3 separate regions of the Homo sapiens genome follow, and all the other regions are linked to region 1. A link is a loop called in an ENCODE intact Hi-C map of the cell type or tissue named here. Cell type or tissue: endothelial cell of umbilical vein. All regions are shown on one strand.

What was found. Hi-C counts contacts between places; a loop is a spot of excess contacts. Peaks named below come from ENCODE experiments on the same cell type or tissue, not always from the same donor. Only the 100,000 strongest peaks of a DNase experiment are listed, where the experiment ranks them.
Region 2: it touches region 1 in a loop (5-fold over the local background); 4 of 110 quality-filtered maps call a loop at or near these places.
Region 3: it touches region 1 in a loop (6-fold over the local background); 3 of 110 quality-filtered maps call a loop at or near these places.

Annotation. Positions count from the first base shown.
Region 1 is chr10:35,375,018-35,383,017 of GRCh38, reverse strand. All of the region lies in intron 1 of CCNY (cyclin Y), which reads right to left. Among named protein-coding and RNA genes, the nearest start is that of CCNY, 43 kb to the right of the region's middle. RefSeq lists a silencer at 3,323-3,617. In endothelial cell of umbilical vein, a CTCF peak has its summit at 3,722; DNase peaks (open chromatin) are centred at 3,477 and 4,197; H3K27ac peaks cover 3,965 bases.
Region 2 is chr10:35,236,141-35,244,140 of GRCh38, reverse strand. It overlaps LINC02634 (long intergenic non-protein coding RNA 2634), which reads left to right. Exons shown (of 3, transcript XR_930819.3): 2 at 5,590-5,714. Among named protein-coding and RNA genes, the nearest start is that of LINC02634, 4.5 kb to the left of the region's middle. In endothelial cell of umbilical vein, CTCF peaks have their summits at 3,988 (motif pointing left) and 7,217 (motif pointing left); a DNase peak (open chromatin) is centred at 3,960.
Region 3 is chr10:35,115,624-35,123,623 of GRCh38, reverse strand. It overlaps a transcript of CUL2 not described here. Among named protein-coding and RNA genes, the nearest start is that of CREM, 7.2 kb to the left of the region's middle. In endothelial cell of umbilical vein, a CTCF peak has its summit at 3,135 (motif pointing left); a DNase peak (open chromatin) is centred at 3,113; H3K27me3 peaks cover 174 bases.

The sequences.
Region 1 (8,000 bases):
AAGTGGACTAATGTGGCTCAGACCCAAGGTGTTCAGGGTCAGCTGTGTAGTACTAAGGGTACACAGAGTGTAGTATGGTTGACTCTCTACTGGTCATGAGTATATCACAGCAGCAGTTTGTTTGTTTGTTTTTTACCTTTTGGATTTTATTTTCACTAAGTTAATCATAATAATAACAACAATTATAATTACTGAGCTCTTAAATGTACTGTCTCCCATAGTTTTCACAACAACCTTATGAGAAAAGTACTGCTGTTATTTTTCCCATTTTGAGGAAATGAAGAAGCCGGCCATGCAAGTTTAAGTAACTTGCCCTAAGTCAGTGTCTCAAGCTCAGCACTACTGGACAACTGGGCCCGGTAATTCTTTACTGGAGGGGTAGAGGGGCTGTCCTGTGTACCACAGGACAGTTAGCAGGAGTCATGTCTTTACCCACAAGATGCCAATAGCAGCCCCCATCCAGTGGTGATAACTAAAATGTCTCCAGACCTTGCCAAATGTGCCCTGGGGGCAAAATCAATGGAGAAGCACTGTTCTAAGTGATGCTGGAGATGAGAGTCAAGAAGCCAGGGTTCTGGCTGAGGTCTTACCACTGCAAAGGCGCCACGGCCCCCTCCCAAGAGAAGGCATCAAGCCCCCTTTGCATGCTCCAAGCAAAGGAGCCGGCAGGAGCTCTTGCCTCTGTCGCACACACAGTCTGTCAGCACTGCAGACAGGCCTGAAGCTTGACAAATATCAAAGTGAGACAAAGCTGTACCAAGTGCCAGCAATTTCAGACACAGAGTAATCCTTCAGTACAAGTAATGCCCTGTGTAACTTTCTTCCTATCCTAACGGTTCCAGTTGCACATATGAAAGATTCTCAATCTCCTCACTTAAAAACGAATCACAGAAAAAGCCTTCGCCTACAACGGCATATCTAACACATTAGACACCCAGGAAGGAATATTTTTTAACACACCCTCCATGTATGAAAAAAATTATTTTCAGTAATAGTTATGTAAAAATCAGTAACTATTATTTTCTTGATTTGTTCTTTAGTTTTAAAACAACTGTCTTAAATGTGATAAGTTTTAATTTTACAGATATTATTTTTGCACTTACCAAGCAAAAATATTACACCTCATGGTTTGCATTCTGTTTCACTGTTGTAATTTTTAAGGACTCTTGGACAAAAACTCCAAGTGATCAAACAGAGTGACAATTATAGTCATCAGTAACACTATCATTTATTTCAAATCTACTGTTTAAAAACAGATATACGTAATACTACAGAGTTAAATACACAAGACTGTCCTAAGCAAGCTTTCTGAACAATTCTAAAGTCTTAAGAAGTTACTCTGGAAATGAATGCAAGCAGCTGAATCCCCATGTGTTTAGGGCTAATCTGACACCAGGAGTGTCAGATTTAACCTCCATGTTGCATACAGTATTTCTTTTTTTTTTTTTTTTTGAGACGGAGTCTCACTCTGTCACCCAGGCTGGAGTGCAATGGCACAATCTCAGCTCACCGCAACCTCCACCTCCCGGGTTCAAGCAATTCTCCTGTCCCAGCCCACCCCCTCCAGTAGCTGGGATTACAGGCACGTGCCACCACATCCAGATAATTTTTTGTATTTTTAGTAGAGACGGGGTTTCACCATGTTGGCCCGGCTGGTCTCAAATTCCTGACCTCAGGTGATCCACCCGCCTCGGCCTCCCAAAGTGCTGGGATTACAGGCATGAGCCATGGCGCTCGGCCTACAGTATCTATTAAAGGCTAAGTACTCAAGAAGTACTCACTTGAAGCTTACGTATCTATTATTAAAACTCAATAAAGCAATTATTTAGAACACCAACAAAAGATTTTGGGGGAAAGAATATCACCGACATTGTTTAGAACTGCAGGCAAAATTCTAGACATTTAGACTTTACAGGCAGACTTCTGGATGCTTTTATTACTGTTATTAAATCCTCCACAGACAATGCACCCCTCATCACCAGCACTGGAGCAGACCACTCCCACCACCCCAGCCTTGGGATGCCGCTGTCTGCCTATCAGAGTTAAAATGGTACTCGGACGCTTCAAGCCCAGAAAGTCAGTTGCAAAAGAATCAAAAGAATAAAGGAAAGAGAAAAGCCACAGAAAATCACAATAAAAGAAACAACGAAGGAGTGAGATCTCTTGGTTCCACTTCTAGCCTGACCTCAGCTGACCGTGTATGTCAGGCAAACTTTAAAACTTCTCCAGGCAGTGCAGCAGAGAGGGTGAAGTCACAGGCGGCTGGCTGCGGACTGGGAGACCCCAGGCAAGGTTCTTAATCTCTCTGGGCCTGTCAGTTTTCTCATCTTCAAGAGAGGAAATATATTTGTATCTAACCCCAAAAGGCTATTGGGAGGTGATAAAAGTAAAGCATGTGAAGTGCTCTATATGTGATAGTTGTACCTGGGCAATATCTTAAAATTACTAAATCTGGGTGAAATATAGAGACTCATCGTACTATTATCTTTAATTCTGTATAGTTTTGAAACTTTCTGAAATAAATGTTTGAAGTTAGTTATTATCAGGTTCCTTAAATACAACACGTAAGAGAAATAATCACCTCCAAGGTCTCTTTGGGCTTTAAAACTCTCTGATACATTCCACACTGGAAGGATAGGATTCCCAGGTGGAAATCAGGAGTGGGAGAGAAAGGGAAAGACATTAGAGAAATAAGCTGTGACCACCAGTCACCTCCTCAAGTAATCACTGCATAATCAATGTTTCACACATAAATGCTTCAATGATTGGACCCTGAGCTGACTCCAAGCATTCATTACAAAATACAAACCAAAATGGGAGCAGCACTTCCAGATCCAAGCCCTCGAGGATCTAAGACTGGTACCTGGCAGCCTCCTTAACCCAGTATCTGTTGGAGTTCAAGTCCTACTCGCTTCCAAAACAACATCTTCCAAGTGTAACCTAACCAATATCTGGGACAGTGTTCCAAGTCCAAACGTTCGAAACACAAAGTAGTCCTCCCATACAAACTGTTGACTAGTTCACATTTTTTTACTGCGCTGAGTGGAATGCTTCATATGACAGCCTGGGACTGATGAGTACTAAAATTCCTGGAGATGACAGCTATGTTTCTCCTCCTTGTGTGGTAAAGTGGGATTTCAAAGCCTCCAATAGACGGCTCCATCATCTGTTGGCCCAGCTAAGTTTCCTCCCAACAACTCTCAGGGTAAAAGGAAAGAAGGGGTAGGGGGTGGATAAAGGCAAAGGCAAGCACGAGAGAATTCTCAGTAAAAGAAAGCAACATCCCTGCATTCAGGGCCTTCCTGCACCACATTATCTTCTTTTCCCACAAGCTTCGCTTTGTTCTCAATAGGCCAACATTCTAAATCAGCTGAAACACATCACTTCGTCACCAGGAGGAAATGTGGAGTTCCAGGATATGCAGAGCTGTGATCATGCAGACTTCAGCTAAGTCAACAAGTTCTGCCAGTAGCTCACTCAATCACTTCCCTCGCTGGTTCTAAGTCTTGAATTTAGAATCAAATTGCTACTTGCTAGATCCCTTGAGAAAAGATGTCATTTCCTGTAATACAGAGTCTGGCTCCATTTCTGACATCTGACTGCTGTTTTCAGGCCCCACCGCTCCCCACCTTCCCCTTCTGCCCCCATCTGGGCAAGCTGATAAGAAAGCCTGGGGCCCCCTCCTTTGGCACTTGCAGGAAGTTCAAACCATCCAGGTCCAGGGGGGCAGGGAAGGAAGCCTTCGACCAGCCCCAACCCCTAATCATGTAAAAGCCAAGCCAGTCTCCTTTCCCTGCTCTCTCAAGACACTTTTGGACCCGAGAGCCTGCCTGCTCTCCCCCAAAAGCTTTACTATGTGAATAATTCACCTTTTCTTACTCTCTTGGTACATCGTGAGGTCTCATCAGGCTGACACGTGAACCAAACTTTGTGTGGGTCCATCCCACCTCTGTACAGTGGCAACAGCATTTCCCAAAGTAAAAGACCCTGCATACTCCTTTCAACCTTCATCCAAAAATGCATTGGTGCATCAACTCCACCAATGTCTCCCTTGACTCTGGCCATGAGAAACCTCTGTCTCAGCTTCTCACCAATAAAGCAAGCCTAGTGCAGTTGCAAACAAACCAGCATAAGTTAGGAAGCAGAGGCTCAGGACAGGTACCCATTCCACCCCTAACTAACCAGATGACTCTAGACAATTCCACTGCCATTTCTGGGTCTCATTTCCCTCACCTACTAAAGAAGTGTAACAGTACACCCTCTGTGCCTAACTAGTAAGATCATGGTAAGGATCGAACGGGGCAGGATGTGGAACAGCACTCTGCAAGCCATCCTGACTCACACATATTCTAACTCCCCCAGCACGTCCCGGGCTTCATCTCCCTCGCCCAACACTCAGCTCTGCTCTTCTACTGTCCTTCTAGCTCCGTGCTCAAACAGAAAAACCCTCCTAACTTTTCTCAACACACATACACCCCACCCTAGCCAAAAAAGCAACCACCGAGGGCTCCGGTAACCTCTTCTAGGAAGTCACCCATATAGACAACTTAGCACCAGCACTCTATTCTCACAAATTCTCCCAAAAAATCCTTTTTTCTTTTATATTGTAAAACAGTCAAGATCACACCCGCTGAAGCCAACCAAAAAGACACAGGCTCTCATCACACAGAAGTCAGAATTCTGGAAAACTCGTATCTACCACCATGAGCTTGAAAGCTTCCCAATAATTAAGACTTCTGAGGAGGTCAGGGATGATATTAGCAAATGTGATTTTAGACAGAATAATGAAATGAGTCAATATTTGGAAGATCTGCATAAATTAGTGAACCAATACTTTCCCAAATGACAAAGCATGATGACACAAAATCTTGCATGTGGTAAAAGGTCCATTTAAAGTATAAGACAGATCAATAAACTTTAACATAAATGATTTCAGATTCCACAGTGCAACTAACCTTTAATAAATTACCATTTGTCACATTTTGAGGTAGTGTCAAAGAATATCCATGTTATCTTAAAAGTCCATAAAACAATACTCCTTTCTTTTCCAATCACATCTGTGTAAGGCTGAATTTTCTTCACATACTTTCACAAAGCAACATAGCACAAAAGACTGACACAGAAGCACATATGATGTTCTTGCTGCCTCCTACTAACCAGACATTAAAGATATAATAGAAATGTAAGGTAATGCTACTCTTCTTACTTAATTTTTTGTTTTGAAGATTTTTTAAAATAAAAATGTATGTTAACATATAATGGTTACATTATAATGTTATTTTTTAAATTAGTATATTTTTATTACAAGTTTTAATTTCTAATATGATATCTACAGACATAAAAATTCTTCTCTACAATTTCCATTATTGAGTTGTAATTCACATGCCATCAAATTCACCACTTAAATAGGTACAGTCATGCTTCCTTAATGACAGGGATATGTTCTGAGAAATGTATTGTTAGGTAATTTTGTTGCTGTGCAAACGTCATAGAGTGTACTTACACAAACCTAGATAGTCATAGCCTACTTCACACTTGGTTATATAGGACAGCCGGTTGTTCATAGGCTACAAATCTGTACAACATGTTAATGCCCTGAATATTATGGGCAATCGTAACACAATGCTAAGTACTTGTGTATCTAAATATAGAAAAGGTACAGTAAACATATGGTATAAAAGATTAAAAATGGTACACCTGCATAGGGTACCAATCATGCATGGAGCTTGCAGGACTGGAAGTTGCTCTAGGTCAGTCAGCAAGTGAGTGCTGAGTCAATGTGAAGGCTGAGGACATTACTGTACACTACTGTCAACTGTATAAACACTGTACACTTAGGCTACACTAAATATATATTTTTTTAAAAAGTAATTATACTATGACATTACGGCAACACTCAGCGATAGGAATTTTTCAGTTCCATTATAATCTTATGGGACCACCATTGCATATGCAGTCAATCCTTGACCAAAACATCATTATGTGGTGCCTAACTGTACAATTCAGTGGTTTTTAGTACATTCACAAAGTTGTACAATCATCACTGCTATGTAATTCCAAAACATTTTCATCACCCTAAAAAGAAACCCCAAACCCTTTAGCAGTCACTCCCATCCTCTTCTCCCCCCATCTCTGGCAACTACTAACCTACTTCCTGTCTCTATTAGATTTCCCTGTTCTGGACATTTCATATACGTGAAATCGTAATATATGTGGCTTTTTATGACTGGCTTCTTTCACCTACCATAATGTTTTAAAGGTTCACCCATGTTGTATCAGGTATCATTACTTCCCTCCTTTTAACGGCTAAATAATACAGGCTGAGCATCCCTCATCTGAAATGCTTAGGACCAGAAATGTTCTGGATTAAAGGCTTTTTCGGATTTGGGAACATATGCATTATATGCTTATCAGCTGGCCATCCCTAATACAAAAATCCAAAATCTGAAATGCTCCAATGAGTGTCTCCTTTGAGCATCATGTTGGCACTCAAAGTTTTAGATTTTGGAGCATTTCTGATTTTGGATTTTCAGATTAGGAATGCTCAACCTGTATCCCATTGTATGGATATACCACATTTTGTTTATCCATTCATCCACTGATGGACATTTGAGTTGTCTTCACCTTTTGCCTATCACCAATAATGCTGTGTACATTTGTGTATACATTTTGTATAAACATGTTTTCAGTTATCTTCGGCATACACCTAAGAGTGGCACTGCTGCGTCATACGGTAACTTCATGTTTAACTTTTTGATGAACTATCAAACTGTTTTCCTCAGTGGCTGCACCATTTTATACCAGCAATGTATGAGAGTTTCAATAATTTTTAACACTATACATGGTGTCCTGTGACCAAAAAGTTTAATAACTGCTGTGCCAGGTTGAGGGATGCTGAGATAAAAGTCTCCTTCCGTATGAGGTCATCATGTGCTACAGGAGCTCAGGCTTAGAGACAGAATACCTGAGCCACGACCCCTCAGAGCTTCCAAGGCACGGTACAGGGAATGACTTTACTGCACCCAGCCCACCCCAGGTATGAGCAGTCCTCCTTTCGGTGTCTTCCACTGGTGCCTGGGGCTCTCAAGCCACAATGCCCACCACTCTATTCTCACCCTTTTTTACTTCTCACCTCAGTGTGTCTTCTCTCCCTCTTGCTTCTGCTGAGCTCCTTCCACACACCTGTCAGGTCATCACGCCTTCGCCTCCTTTCCCTTCCTGATGCTAAGAACCTGCTTCACCTATAGACACAATTTCTCTCAACTCCTTGTAGGTTTTGTGCTGCTCCAGAATCCCAAGGGTAGACCCTCTGTGAGTGAGGTTTGCAATATTTATTACATCTGTGAGGCAGCAAAAACTAAGACTTCCCTATACTGAAAGCAAGCCTCTGGTGACTTCTGGAGAGAACAGTTTTCCTGAACTTCAGTACCCCACAAAATTCAAACAAGATGACTCAATACTTAGAACATTTCCCCATAACCTGTGAATATATTACCTCATATAGCAAATGGGAATTAAGGCTGCAGATGGAATTAAAGCTGCTAATCTGCTGGCTTCAAGGTAGAGAGATGAGCCCAGATTTTCCAGGTGGACCCAACATAATCACAAGGATCCTAAAAAGGGAGGCAGGAGAGCCAGAGAGAGAAGATGTGAGAACTCCATCTACCACTGCTGGCTTTAAAGATGGAGGAAGGGCCTGAAGCCAAGGAATGTGAGCAACTTCTAGAAGCAAGGAAAAGGCAAGAAAATAGATTCTCCCCTAGAGCCCACAACAGGAAACACAGCCTACTGAAAGCCTGATTTCTGCCCACTGAGTCCTGTGTCAGACCTCCAACCTACAGCACTATACAATAATAAATGTGTGTTGTTTACGCCACCAACTCTGTGGTAATTTGTTATGGCATCAATAGAAAATTAACACAGTATAAGTCCTTCTTTAAAAAAAAAAATGTACTTTAAAGAATCACCCCCTCCCTAGTCTCATACCCCAACTCATTTCA
Region 2 (8,000 bases), 140 kb after region 1:
AATTTTAAGATGTTAAATTTTATGCTATGTGTATATTGCCACAATTAAACATAAATTTTGAAAAATGAGTTAGCATGCATTAATTCATTCAAAAAACATTTATTTTGCATTTATTATATATCAGACTCTGTTCTTGGTGGCAGGGATGAAGGGCTGAACAAAACAAAGTTTTGGCTTTCATAGAACTTGCATCCTAGTATATAGTATATAATAGCAGACATAGTTTTGCTGTCCACCCAATCAAGTGCATCATTTCAGGTTATTGGTTTTCATAAAATAAATGTATTACCCAGAAAATCTGCAACTTGACCTATTTCAATGATGAATATATCTGAAGTTTAAATATCTTAATTCTAAAAGAGCATAATGATTACAATGTTTTAAGTCAGGCCAGGCATGGTGGCTCACAACTGTAATCCCAGTGCTTTGAGAGGCTAAGGCAGGAAGGTTGCTTGAGCCCAGGAGTTGGAGGGTACAGTAAGCTATGATCATGTCACTGCACTCCAGCCTGGGTGACAGAGCGAGACTCTGTCTCTAAACAATAACAAATAAATTTTAAATATTGATCTATCTCTAATATCTTTGGATGTGGTTTTGTTGTTGTTGTTGCTTGTTTGTTTTGAGACAGAGTCTCGCTCTGTCACCCAGGCTGGGGTGCAGTGACGCAATCTTGGCTCACTGCAGCTTCTGCCTCCCAGGTTCAAGTGATTCTCTTGTCTCAGTCTCCTGAGTAGCTGGGATTACAGGCATGCACCACCATGCCCGGCTAATTTTTTTTTTTTCTGAGATGGAGTTTCGCTCTGTCGCCCAGGCTGGAGTGCAGTGGCGCGATCTCGGCTCACTGCAAGCTCTGCCTCCCAGGTTCATGCCATTCTCCTGCCTCAGCCTCCCAAGTAGCTGGGACTACAGGCGCCCGCCACCACGCCTAACTAATTGTTTTTGTATTTTTGGTAGAGACGGGGTTTAACCGTGTTAGCCAGGATGGTCTCGATCTCCTGACCTCGTGATCCACCTGTCTTAGCCTCCCAAAGTGCAGGGATTACAGGATTGAGCCACCGTGCCCGGCCAATTTTTGAATTTTTAGTAGAGACGGGGTTTCATCTGTTGGCCAGGCTGGTCTCGAACTCCTGGCCTCAAGTGACCCACCTCCCAAAGTGCTGAGATTACAGGCGTGAGCCACCTCTCCCAGCCTGCAATGACCTAATTTTTAACAATGGATGATCACATGAAAATTATTTTAGAACAATTTGTTTACCAGTTAGACTGCTGGTTAAATCATCTTCTACTATAGTTACTTCAGGCACTGAGGAATATTTTCCATTGTTTTTTTTTTCTGATGTTTGTGGAGGGTTAGAGTGGCCCCAAAGGATGACCTCCAGATAATAGGGACATGGCATATATTCTAATCAAGAATGTGAGTGCTAAGAGGTTAGGAATTATTTTTCTTTGCTTGGATTTGAATAACTACTGGCTAAACATTAGACATAGGAAAGTACTTGAGGCCGGGCATGGTGGCATGCACTTGTGGTACCACCTACTCAGGAGGCTGAGGCAGGAGAATTGCTTGAGGCCAGGAGTTTGAGACAACATAGCCAGGCCCTGTTTCTAAAAAACATTTTTTTTAATTAGCAGGAGCTAGGTGTGGTGGCTCATACTTGTAATCCTAGCAGTGTGGGAGGCTGAGGTGGGAGGACTGCTTAATCCCAGGAGTTCAAGATCAGCCAGAGCAACAAAGTGGGACCCTGTCTCTACCAAAAAAAAAAAAAAAAAATAGCCAAGTGTGCTGGCATGTGCCTGTAGTTCCAGCTACTCAGGAGACTGAGATGGGTGGACCACTTGAGTCTGGTAGGTTGAGGCTGCAATGCACTATGATCATGCCTGTGAATAGCCACTGCACCCCAGCCTGGGTGACAAAGCAAGACCTTGTCTCAAAAAGAAAAAAAAAAGAAAAGAAATTAGCAGAGAGCTACTGGGGAGGCTCAGGTGGGAGGGGGTCACTTTCAGCCCAGGAGTTAGAGCCCACAGTGTGCTATGATCACATCTGTGAATAGCCACTGCACTACAGCCTGGACAACATATCAAGACCCCATCTCTCTTAAAAAAAAAAAAAGGTACTTGATGAAGCCAGATTGGCTGTGACACTGAATAACATTGTAAGGGTCATTATTGGGATATTAAATACATAATATGCTTGGGTCCCCCGACATGTATATGACCTTTCCTTATTCTGTTGGCATCACGCATCTGCCTCATGCAGGATTATAATTTTTGTGTCAAGAAGGCAAGGCCAGGCACGGTGGCTCACGCCTGTAATCCCAACCCTTTGGGAGGCCAAGGCCGGTGGATCACCTGAGGTCAGAAGTTCAAGACCAGCCTGGCCAACATAGTGAAACCCCATCTCTACTAAAAATACAAAAAATTAGCCAGGTGTGGTGGCGCACACCTGTAGTCCCAGCTACTCAGGAGGCTGAGGCACAAGATCGTGCCACTGCACTCCAGCCTGGGAGACAGAGTGAGACTCTGTCAAAGAAAAAAAAAAAGGCAAAGAGAAAGAGTAAATGTTCAATTTTTGCAGTCTAGTCTTTGCTTTTGAAATTTTCTGAGACCACAGACTTGCAAAATAGGCTTTTGAAGAGATAGGGTTTTCTAAATTCCAAGTGTTCCCTCTTTATTTGAATTAAATAATTCATTAAAATTATTATTTTTTAAATGAAACAGGGTCTTTGTCACCCAGGCTGGGGTGCAGTGGTGCATAGTTCACTGCAGCCTCCAACTCTTGGGCTCAAGTGATCCTCCTGCCTCAGCCTCCTGAGTAGTTGGGACTACCAGCATGAAACACCATGCCCAGCTAATGTGTTTTTTGTAGAGATGTTGCACAGCCTGGCATTGAACTTGTGGCCTCAAGGATCCTCCTGCCTTGGCCTCCCAAAATGCTGGGACTACGGGTATGAGCCACCACACTCGGCCCCAAATGCTGTCTTTTTTTTTTTTTTTTTTTTTTTTTTTTTTTGAGATGGACTGTCACTCTCTTGCCCAGGCTGGAGTATGGTGGCATGATCTCGGCTCACTGCAACCTCTGTCTCCCAGGTTCAAGCAATTCTCTTGCCTCAGCCTCCTGAGTAGCTGAGATTAAAGGTGCGCACCATCACGCCCGGCTAATTTTTGTATTTTTACTGGAGACGGGGTTTCATCATGTTGACCAAGCTGGTCTCGAACTCCTGGCCTCAAGTGATCTGCCCACCTCTGCCACCCAAAGTGCTAGGATTACAGGTGTGAGCCACCGTGCCCGGCCTCTCCCTCTTTATATTTTGAGACAAACCTGGCTGGGTCATAGATTGTTATAATGGCATCATTTTGTTGTTGTTGTTGTTGTTTGAGACGGAGTCTTGCTCTGTCGCCAGGCTAGAGTGCAGTGGCAAAAACTCGGCTCACTGTAACCTTCGCCTCCCTAGTTAAAGCAATTCTCCTGCCTCAGCCTCCTGAGTAACTGGGACTACAGGCGCCCACCACCACACCCGGCTAATTTTTTTTGTATTTTTTTTAGTAGAGACGGGGTTTCACCATGTTAGCCAGGATGGTCTCAATCTCCTGACCTCGTGATCCGCCCGCCTCAGCCTCCCAAAGTGCTGGGATTACAGGCGTGAGCCACCGCGCCCGGTCATGTCTACGAAAAATACTAAAAGTCACTACTAAAAACAGAAGAAATTAGCCAGGGGTGGTGGTGCGAGCTTGTAATCCCAGCTACTCTGGAGGCTCAGGCAGAAGAATCGCTTGAACCCGGGAGGTGGAGGTTGCAGTGAGCCGAGATCGCGCCATTGCACTCCAGCCTGGGCGACAGAGCAAGACTCCATCAAAAAAAAAAAAAAAAAAAAAGAAAAGGAAAAAGAGAGAAATTCTCTGGATTTAGGATGTCATTTCGGTTTCTTTATCAATTTGGCTCCCTCTAGAGGTCAGTTAGCAAATTTTAGTCAGCGCGACTTAAACACCTTGGCCCTCTTAAAACAGTAATTTCTCCTAGGAAGGTTTTGGAGAAAATGATTGAAATTGATTAATAGAGTCTATTTTTTAGCAAACATTATATTTAATTTTTTTGTTTAAAATTACTAAGGCTGCCAGATTTAGCAAATAAAAATACAGGACACCCAGTAATATTTACAGTTCAGATTTAAAAATTAATTTTTTAACCTAAGAATGTCCCAAATACATTAATCCAGCAACTCTGTATATCTGTATATAGAGACATACACTATATATACAGTGTTTTACTCCTCATTTGTTAAGTGAGGATTCTGAGGATCAAAACATCCAACTCCAGCCTCTCATTTTCCCAACATTCCCATGGCTTGTTCTTGTTATTTCATTCTAAGTTTTCTTCTAAGTTCTCAAAAGAAATCAGATCATAGGTCTGGTCAGATAACTTGATTTTAAGCTCCAAAGGACCTGAGATATTGAAGGAAACCAAAATATTTCACCCCAAAATATCCTTTGTTGACATATTTTGAGATAGCTCTTCAGAGAGCTAAGCAGCCCTGCAAAGCTGTCTTTTGCGTTGAGCTTTTTGCATCTGTAGAGCAAATCTGCATCCCTGCAGCCAGGCTTTCTGAGGTCCTCCCTGGTCCAGATCTAGGAAAGATGAACTGAGAGTCTGACATCTCTCAAGATCTGAAAGGAATATTTCCCACCTCTTCTCTCTGAGGGCTGCTACCCGTGAGGTTTCAGCTGCATAACAAGACCACCTTTGCTAGCCAGGCGTCCTTTTCTCTCCCATCCATAATCTGTCTTGCCACTGTCACCTGACTTACCACCATAAACTTTTTGGGGCCATGCTCGGAGCCCCCATTTTTTCTGTAATCTCAAAATGGTAGAGGCTGGGTGTGGTGGCTCACGCCTGTAATCCCAGCACTTTGGGAGGCCGAGGCGGGCGGATCACAAGGTCAGGAGATCGAGACCATCCTGGCTAACACAGTGAAACCCTGTCTCTACTAAAAAAAATACAAAAAATTAGCAGGGCGTGGTGGCAGGTGCCTGTAGTCCCAGCTACTTGGGAGGCTGAGGCAGGAGAATGGCATGAACTTGGGAGGCGGAGTTTGCAGTGAGCCGAGATCCTGCCACTGCACTCCAGCCTGGGCAACAGAGCGAGACTCCGTCTCAAAAAAAAAAGGTAGAAAAGTCTGGGCCTGGTGGCTCACACCTGTAATCCCAACACTTTGGGAGGCCCAGGTGGGTGGATCACTTGAGGTCAGGAGTTCAAGACCAGCCTGGCCAACATGGCCAAACCCCATATCTACTAAAAATCCAAAAAATTAGCCGGGTGTGGTGGTGGGGTATTCCCAGCTACTCTGGAGGCTGAGGCATGAGAATCACTTGAACCTGGGAGGTGGAGGTTTCAGTGAGCCGAGATGGCACCACTGCACTCTAGCCTGGGCAACAGAGCGAGACTCTGTCTCAAAAAAAAAAAAAAAAAAGGCAGAAAAGCTTCTGTGCTTCACTGGGAAGCTGGGGTGATCGTTCTGTGATTTTCCCCTATGCATGTTAATAGATTTGCAAGCTTTGTCTCTTAATAATCTGCCTTTGTCTGTTGATGTTCAGCAAACCTTTGGGAAGGTTTCCCTTGGCCCCTACAGTGTTGGCGTCACAGACAGGATCCTAAAGCTGCTCTACTTTTCTGGAAGCCACAGTCCAGGGAACCCAGGACCTGACAAAGCATCAGAAGGGTAAGAAATTCCTACCAGCCAGGCTTCCGGCCTCTCTCCGTGAAATCCGGTCAAGCAGACAGCAGAAATCACTGTTTGTCTCTTTTCCCTTGCCTAAAATCTTGATTAATTGGAGAAAAGGATTTGTGTGACTAGTCTTGGGTTACGTAGCGATTCTGGTATATTTTTAGGCATGAATATTGGTATTGTCTGATCCTTTTTCTCTCAGTCTTTTCCCTTGTATTTTGGTATTGATCTGTCATAAAGAGGGGTGCCCTAGGGTAGAACATGGATCTAGAACCCCCAGAAGCCCACTGTGCCAGCTGGCTCTGCAGTTTTTTTGTTGTTGTCATTGTTTTTTTTTAGATAGAGTCTCGCTCTGTCACCCAGGCTGGGGTGCAGTGGTGTGATCTCAGCCCACTGCAACCTCCGCTTCCCAGGTTCAAGCGATTCTCTTGCATCAGCCTCCTGAGTAGCTGGAATTACAGGCACGCGCCACTGCGCCCGGCCAATGAGTCCTATTTATAAGGTGCTTTTGTTGTCTCAACCCCTGCTGCCTGGTTAGTCCTGGGAAAGTCCAATCCCAGGAGAGCCTGCCTCGTGTCACAGATTAATAGGTGTATGACTGGTGGCCCCCCATAAATGTGTGGGATACTAGAAGCACTGTATGTAAAAACGCCATCTTTTATCATCTGTGGCAACAAGAGTCTTTTGCTGCCTTAGTCTATTCCTGGGAGTGAATTTGTGAGGATGGGGATCGTTGAGGCTGCCTGTTCTATGCCCTCTCCAAGAAGCACCTCTTGTTTATTGGTAAAAACTTCATTGAAACCTGGAAAATAACCTCCTGGGCATTCCATGAAGAGGCTTATTAGATTGAGTTGCTATTTGCATAAGTACATCTCGGGAAATTCTTTTTTTTTTTTTGAGACAGAGTCTCACTCTGGCACCCAGGCTAGAGTGCAGTGGCTCAATCTCGGCCCCCTGCAACCTCCGCCTCCCGGGTTCAAGCAATTCTCCTGTCTCAGCCTCCCAAGTAACTGGGATTACAGAGGCAAGCCACCATACCCAGCTAATTTTTGTATTTTTAGTAGAGACAGGGTTTCACCATGTTGGCAGGCTGGTCTTGAATTCCTGACCTCAAGTGATCCCCCCCCAACCCGGCCTCCCAAAGTGCTGGGATTACAGGCTTGAGCCACCATGCCTGGCCACATCTCAGGAAATTCTAATCATCAGTGGCCAAAAGATTGATTCTTTAAGTTACAAAGGCCCCCTAAACTAAAACTATTTTAGAGACCTCTCATTCCAAACAAGTGCCTTATTTGTGTTTAGGGAAAGATCAAATTAAAAGAAAGGCACTAATAGTATCATGGCTAGCCTTAGACATTTTCCTAACAAAAGTTTCAGAACAAAAATCTGACGGAAAACAAAGTTAAAATCCTTTGTACGCTTAAACTGCCTGCTTTGGAGTCCCTGCAGGATTTGTAGTGGCGGCCACTCCACCTTGTGGCCTAGGAGTTAAAATTCTGTGCTTTCACCACTGTGGACTGGATTTGATTCCCAATTAGGGAGCCACTTCCTTTTGGTTAAAAGGTTCAAAGCCCAAAAATATTGGCTGTTTTTCCTGGTTGAAATCTGATAATTAGAGATTATTATCTCTTATTATTATCTCAGTAAGGGCTTCAGCTATGTGAGACAGATAAACTTTAATCTGTTCCATTTACAGAGACACAGTTTAATCCACCTGTCCTTTTAAACTAGTGAGTTTTACCAGTCTCATGGCTATGATTTTGAAATCAAAGCTGTAAGACCTTTATTTATGTTATTTATGTCTGCATGTTTTTTGTTTGTTTGTTTTGTTTTGTTTTGAGACGGAGTTTCGCTCTTGTTGCCCAGGCTGGAGTGCAATGGTGGGATCTCAGCTCACCGCAACCTCCGCCTGCCGAGTTCAAGCGATTCTCCTGCCTCAGCCTCCTGAGTAGCTGGGATTACAGGCGCCCACCACCACGCCCAGCTAATTTTGTATTTTTAGTAGAGATGGGGTTTCTCCATGTTGATCAGGCTGGTCTTGAACTCCTGACCTCAGGTGATCCACCAGCCTCGGCCTCCCAAAGTGCTGGGATTACAGGCATGAGTCACCACGCCCAGCCGTCTGCATGTATTTTTATATACACATGTCTGCTTGTATATTATCTACATGGTACCAAATTGACTTATAAATAAATTAGCATTTATAAATTAATAATCCCAAATGCTTTTCAAATTCATGCAACATCTTTGGTAAATAAAACCAGTTTTAATATTGTTGAT
Region 3 (8,000 bases), 260 kb after region 1:
GGTCATTCTTCTACTCATGTCATTCAGGAGCCACATAGAAAATATTTTGAAGTGCCTGCTATGTTCCAGGCCCTATGCTAAATGCTAAGTCCTGTTGCTTTTGCCTGTAGAAACTTGCATCCATCCCTTTTTTTTTTATTCCCACTATTACCCATCTGGTACTTCCATTATAGTTCATCCTAAGTATTTCTGTCTGATTCATTTTCCTTAGATACAGCTCTGGTGATGTGATTTCTCTTAGAAAATCTACAGTGACTAGGAGGGACTGAAACTTAAGGAACAGAAGTGAAAGGAGACTGTGAATTATCTTTGGTGGCCTCTTGAATTGTGTACTGCAAGAATGCTTTATATATTTTAAAAATAAATGACATTTTAATTGAAGCAGAAACACCAGTGAGATGTTATTAGCTGACAGAGTGTAACTAAGTTTGGCATGAAGTCCTTTGTTTTGTTTTGTTTTGTTTTTTGTTATGTTTTGCTTGTTTGTAGATCGGATCTCACTCTGTCACCCTGGCTGGAGTGCAGTGGTGCCGTCACAGCTCACTGCAGTCTTGACCTCCCAGGCTCAAGCAATCCTCCCACCTCAGCCTCCTGAGTAGCTAGGACTACAGGTGTGCACCACCATGCCTGGCTAATTTTTTTAATTTTTTTATATAGATGGGTTCTCTAAAATGGGGATATTGGCCAGGCACAGTGGCCCACGCCTATAATTCTAGCACATTGGGAGGCTGAGGTGAGCAGATCACTTGAGGTGAGGAGTTTGAGAACAAACAGCCTGGCTAATATGGCAAAACCCCATCTCTACTAAAAATACAAAAATAAGCTGGGCATGGTGGCGCATGCCTGTAATCCCAGCTACTTAAGAGCCCGAGGCATGAGAACCACTTGAACCCAGGGGGTGGAGGTTGCAGTGAGCCAAGATTGTGCCACTGCACTCCAGCCTGGGCCATGGAGCAAGACTCTAGCTCAAAAAAATAAATAAATAAAATAAAATAAAATAAGGATATTATTACTACCTGCCTCACAAGTTACATGAATTAAATTAATACATGTAAAGTATATAGAACATTGTGCCTGGCACAAAATAAGCATTAAATAAATGTAAACTATAATTATTATTTTATGACTTGGCCAAGTTTGTTTGTTGACTTGTGTGAAATCTGAGAACTTAGAAGTCAAAATAAACCCCTTTGTTTTATAAATTAGAAAGTAGAGGCTGAGAGGTTTCAAAACGTCCTTTGGCTAGTAGATAGTAATATTAGGACTATAACCCTGAAGTTGTAACTTTTAACCCTGTACTCTTTCTACTAGACCACAGATCTCAAGATTTAGCATTTTTCAAATGACTATCCTATTTTATTTTACTAATTTAATACAGAGAAAAACTAGAAAATTGATTCACCTTAAAAGCATTTCTATGCAGGCCGTTTCTATTCAAACTTTAGGATTTGAGACTTACAAAGATAGTGTGCCCAATTTAAATATATGAGAAAGGTAAAAACAAGTAAGTATAATATGTGCTTGATTTATGATGTCTTTGATTTGCCATTTGGCAAAAAATGTTTCATTCTATTAGAGAGTTAACAGTTCTGTGTTCCAACATGGGAAATACCATTGTGTATGTGTGTTTACGTGCTTTTGGTTTTTGAGTTTGGTAAACTTAAACCTCTAAATCTGATGTGCTGTGTACTCAGGAAACTACTTAAAACTATCACTAAAGGATATTATAATAAAAACCCAAGCTCCTGAATTATTTAAAACTATAAGATTGCAGTCGTTAAACTAAACTAATTTTTATTTTTTTTTTTTTTTTTGAGACAGGGTCTTACTCTGTCACCTAGGCTGGAGTACAGTAGTGCGATCATGGTTCACTGTAGCCTCGACCTCCCGGGCTCAAGCAATCCTCCCACCTCAGCTGGCTAAGTAGCTGGAACTACAGACATGTGCCACCATGCCTCATTAAGGGAGAAGAAAGGCATGAGGAAAAGAGGAAGATTGTTATTGTCAATATATTTCATATTGGAAAAGGGCTCCATGCCACATTTTTGTTCTGTGGCCTTAGCGCCTCTCTCAGCCTAGTTTTCTTTAGCTGTAGAACAGGGATCCTAGTACTGCATAAAGTGTTTGTGAAGAAGAATACATTAGCTAATAACATAAAGGTTTTAATACAGTGCATATCATACAGCCTGGCCAACATGGCGAAACCCCATCTCTACTAAAAATACAAAAAATCAGCTGGGCGTGATGGTGTGCCTATAGTTGCTGCTACTTGGGAGGCTGAGGCAGGAGAATCAATTGAGCCTGTGAGGCGGGGGTTGCAGTGAGCTGAGATCGCGCCACAGCACTCCAGCCTGGGCGACAGAGTGAGTGAGACTCCATCCCAAAAAAATAAATAAATAAAGCCTATCTTCCGGCCAGAATATAAACTCCATGGATGGCATTTGTCTCAGTTAACACTCTTTCTCTAATAGCTCCTGAATTGCCTGCTAGAATCGCCTATAGGAAGACATGACATTATGGGGAATGCGTTAAGTAGCTCCCAACATGGTCATGTGCTCACACTAGGACTAAGATACTGTTATTAAATAAATCATGGAAAAATGAACTTAGAAAGGGATATGAAGGATTAGCCAGTAAGTCTCTATAAAACATAAGGGAATTATATCCATATTACCTTGTATATAAAATGCCTTATTTTTCAGCATTCTTTTTTTTGTTGTTTTTTTGAGACAGGATCTCTTACTCTATGGCCCAGGCTGGATTGCAGTGGCATGATCTTGGCTCGCTGCAGTCTCAACCTCCTGGGCTCAAGCAGTCCTCCCACTACAGCCTCCCGAGTAGCTGGGACTACGGGTGTGCATCACCATGCCAGGCTAATTTTTGTATTTTTCGTAGAGGGGGTTTCCACCATGTCACCCAGGCTGGTCTCGAACTCCTGAGCTCAAGCAATCTGCCTGCCTTGGCCTCTCAAATTGCTGAGATTTCACACGCATGAGCCCAGCCATTTTTCAGCACATTCTTTAGGCAATTTCCTTTCAGCATTTTAGAGTAGTAAGTACTCTAAGTAGAATTTACCAAGTTCTTGGTCTTCATAAATTGACAACCTCTTATTTTGTAGGTTATAGTGCCATCATGTGGATACTTTGTTTTCTTCAAATAAAATGTAACCTTTTTATAACAGAGACTAGAAAACCCAGCCATCCCAACACCCAGGTATGACAATTTATATTTTATGTTATTTATTTATTGAGAAAGGTCTCCCTCTGTCACCCAGGCTGGAGTGCAGTGGTGCAATCTCAGTTTACTGCAACCTCCACCTCCCAGGCTCAAGCGATCCTCCAACTCAGCCTCCTTAGTAGCTGAAATCATAAGCATGAGCCACTGTGCCCAGCCTGGCATGACAATTAATTTGGTATTTGTGTCTAAGCCTTTCTGTGTACAGATTCACTCAGGGACTTCTATATCTGAGTTTTTAGTATACAAAATTTGGAAATGATCATTTAAATGATAAAATAAATCTGAATACCATAGCTTGATAATACATGCAGTCCCCATAGATGATCAGTTTTCTCTCTTTCTGGATACTAGGCTGTGCAAAGAAATTGGGGCCAAACGTTTTTTTGCCATGTTCTGAAAAGGTAAGAATAAGAAATAAATATTAATGTGTGGAGCCAAAAGAGTAACCTCAGACTGGCTTAGGAGAGCAATATAGTCTGAGGAAAAGAGTTTCAAAAAATAACCTCCCTGAGCTGGGCAAGGTGGCCTGTGCCTATAATCTCAACACAGGTTGAGGTAGGAGGCCGAAGTGGGATGACTGCTTGAAGCCAGGAGTTCGAGATCAGCCTGGGCAACATAGTGAAATCCCATCTTTACCAAAAAAAAGAAAAATGAGCCAGATGTGGTAGCATGTCTGTAGTCCCAGCTAGGCGGAAGGCTGAGGCAGGAGGATCCCTTGGGTCTAGGAGTTTGCACCACTGGACTGTAACCTGGATAACAGAGTGAGACCCTGTCTCTATAAATAAATAAATAAATAAATAAATAAATAAATAAATAAATAAATAAAATTAATTTTAAAACCTCCCTAAAAATTATAGTATACCTAGATATGAGTACCAAAATATTTGTTTTAAAATCTGGGTGTGTTGATTTTCACAGAGAGCTAAAATTAGTCCATAACCCACTTAATATTAACTGACATCCACCAGAGATAAACATGGTAAAATTATATGGCTCAAGCAACTCCACAGTGCAAATGGAGATCCACAGAAATAGAGAGTTGGACCTTTAGAATTCTTTTTCTAACTTTGTTTAGTATTTACCTCCTTTTTAAGATAAAATAACTGAACCAATGAAAACAGGTACTTTGAAGCTGAAACTGAGCCTTACCTCCTCCAAGATTGAGAATGTGGTTGAAAATGTCCCTTGAATTTCCCAGTTACACAATTATTTAACAAACTTTGAATGTTATTTGTTCGGCTGCTATGTGTAGGTGAAGAAAATGTGAGCCAGAGAGACTCCATCCAATGTTAGATAAAAGGAACACGCAAGGAGCATTGGAAAACATCAACCTTTAAGGAGTAGGTCAGAAAAAAAGAACCAGCCAAGACATTTGGAAGTGTGGTGTGTGAGTGTGGATTGGCCAGCCTGTGCCTGGGGACCCCATTGTCCCCCTATTCTTTCCCTTTACCTCTCCATCAGTAGCAGTGGCTGGAGTAGAGGAATTGTGAAATGATCTGGACATGCCTGAAATGGGAAAACAGGGAATGCTTTAACTGGATCATTATCCTGGAAGCACTTTGACATGAGATATACCTTTTTCCCAAGTCCTAAACTCTTGTGGAGCAGCACAAACCAACATTGAGGCTTTTCTCCCTTTCCCTCAGGTAGACATGATCGCCAAGGCAGCTGATTGTCCCAAGGAATAAGTATGAGCAATGAGCACAGAGGGAAAATCATGAAACATCTGAGGACCATGAGAACTGCTAAAACAATACGTAGAACTAGCTATACCAGAGAAAGTCAAGTGAATGGATCAGACAATAAGAATTGAAAATAAGCTTAATAGAGCTTCAGAGAAAGAAGGGAGAATGTTGGAAACACAAAGCACAAACAAGCATTTGTGAATTGGATGTTGACAAATATTAATGAAATAACTCAATGGATGGGTTGAATATAGCTGGACAGTTCACTCATGAACCGGAAGATTAGAGCAAGGAAGGAACTAAGAAATGGAAAGCATGAAAGGAGAGTTAAGAAATGTGGAAGGTAGAAGCATAAATATTTTTCTAATGGAAATTCCAGAAGGGGAAAAAAAGAACATGTGAAAGAATTATTGCTGAGAATTTCCCAGAATTGAAGACATACTTTAGAATGAAAAAGGCCAACTCTAACTTTGGGATTTCTAGCTTCAGAGAAATGAAAATTTAGAATGACCAAGGGGAGTGCACAGGATTTTTTGGGCAGTGAAACTATTCTGCATGATACTATAATGGTGGATGCATGCTATTACACATTTGTCAAAACCCATTGAATGTACATCACTGAGAATGAAGCCTAATGTATGCACTTTGGATGATTATGATGTGTCAATGTAGGTTCATCAGTTCTAACAAGTAGAACATGCTGGTGCAGGATGTTGATAGGGAGGCTGTGCATATATGGGGGAGGGGATGAAAGGAACTGTGTACTTTCTGCTCGTTTTTGCTGTGCACCTAAAATTGTTCTGAAAAAAATCAAGTCTATTAAGAAAACAAAGACAGTTTTTTAAAGCATAAGAGCATACTTGTTATAAAAATACATGTAATGCAGTGTAATTTTAGAATTCAAGGTCACATATTTCTGTAACACTTTTATTCTTTCATGCCTACAACTTTCATGGAATGGTCCAGTCAAATAGGTTCCACATAATAGGAACCTTCAGTAATACACCACTCACATGTAGCAGAAGGACTTTAAAACAGTATATTCCCAACTCTTCTATTCATTGTGCCAATGTTGCCATATATTTCACTTTTACAAATGCTGTAAACATACAATACTTGTGCTATTTTTGCTTTCGATAGTTGCCTTTTACAGCAGTTAAAAAAAAAAAAAAAGCCAGTTGCAGTGACTCACGCCTGTAATTCCAACACTTTGTGAGGCTGAGGCAGGAGAATTGCTTGAGCTCAGGAGTTCAAGACCAGACTGGGAAACATAGTGAGACCTTGTCTCTACAAAAAATAAAATGCCAGGCATGGTGGCACTCATCTATAGTCCCAATACTCGAGAGCTGAGGTGGGAGGATTGAGCCTGTGAGATAGACTAGGCTGCAGTGAGCCAAGATCATACCACTGCACTCCAGCCTGAGCAACAGAGTTGAGTGCTCTGCCAGTCCACACCAGCCTTCGTGAATTCCGCAATTCTTCTAGCTAAACATATACCAGTATCTGGTTGTGTCTGTCCCAAGTAAGCTAGTGCCCTTCTCTTCCTGCAGGCATCTGTTGCTTCTTAGATTTTGGACCAGTTTTTTGTCCTGGGAACTCAACTCTTCGATAAATTCAAAAATACTCTGTAATTTGAAGGAAGTTTACCTTTTTTTTCATTGTAAGGGTGGAAGAAATGTCTCTTCTGGATGTTTATATCCAAAACAAGCTGGAAATCAGCCCTGGCTAACTTTTTTTTTTTTTTTGAGACGGAATCTCACCCTGTCGCCCAGGCTGGAGTGCAGTGGCACAGTCTCGACTCACTGCAACCTCTACCTCCCAGGTTTAAGCGATTCTCCCACCTCAGCCTCCCGGGTAGCTGGGACTACAGGCGTGCGCCACCACGCCCAGCTATTCTTTTGTATTTTTAGTAGAGATGGGTTTTCACCAGGATGGTCTCAATCTCTTGACCTTGTGATCTGCCTGCATTGGCCTCCCAAAATGCTGGGATTACAGGCTTGAGCCACCATGCCCAGCCAGAGCATCTAATATTTACTGAGTACTGAACATTTACTAAATACTTGACATAATGTTTTTTAAATCCCCCAAAAGTCATATTCTTACATCATAAATAAGGAAAATTTCAGATTGAAAGGATTCAAAGAGGGTTAAACGAGATCACAAAAAAAAGCCACAGCTGGGTACATTACTGTGAAATTAAACATCATCAGAGAGAAACAATAGATATAGATCTTTTCAGCTTATCTATTTCTTACTAAAAAAGAGTAAGTTTTGTAGTTTATGCCTTTCAGAGAATTTCTCTATTTTGTCTCCATTGTCAAATTTATTGTCATAAAATTGTTCATAATTTTTTTTTTGAGATGGAGTCTGGCTCCGTCGCCCAGGCTGGAGTGCAGTGGCATGATCTCAGCTTGCTACACAACCTCCACCTCCCAGGTTCAAGGAATTCTTGTGCCTCAGCCTCCGGAGTAGCTGGGATTACAGGCGCCTGCCACCACACCTGGCTAATTTTTGTATTTTTAGTAGAGACAGAGTTTCACCATGTTGGCCAGCCTAGTCTCAAACTCCTGACCTCAGGTTATCTGCCCACCTCGGCCTCCCAAAGTGCTGGGATTACAGGTGTGAACCGCTGTGCCCGGCCCATAATATTTTTTTTTATCCTTTAATGTCTATCAGATCTGTAGTGATATCATCTTTCAAGCCAAATCTTGGTAATTTTTATCTTTTCTCTTTCCCTGTTTCAGTTTTTATCAATTTTATTGCTCTCTTCAAAGAATCAACATTTATTTATTATTTTATTATATTTTTTGAGACCAGGTCTCACTTTGTCATGCAGGCTGGAGTGCAGTGGCGCAATCTCGGCTCACTTCAGCCTCAGCCTCCCAGGTTCAACCCATCCTTCTGCCTCAGTCCCCCTAGTAGCTAGAACTACAAGTGTGTGCCACACCCAGCTAATTTTTGTATTTTTTTGTAGTGATGGGGGTGTCACTATGTTGCCCAGGCAGGTCTCAAACTCGTGGGCTCAAGTGATCCTCATGCCTTGGCCTCCCAAAGTGCTGAGTTTACAGGTGTGAGCCA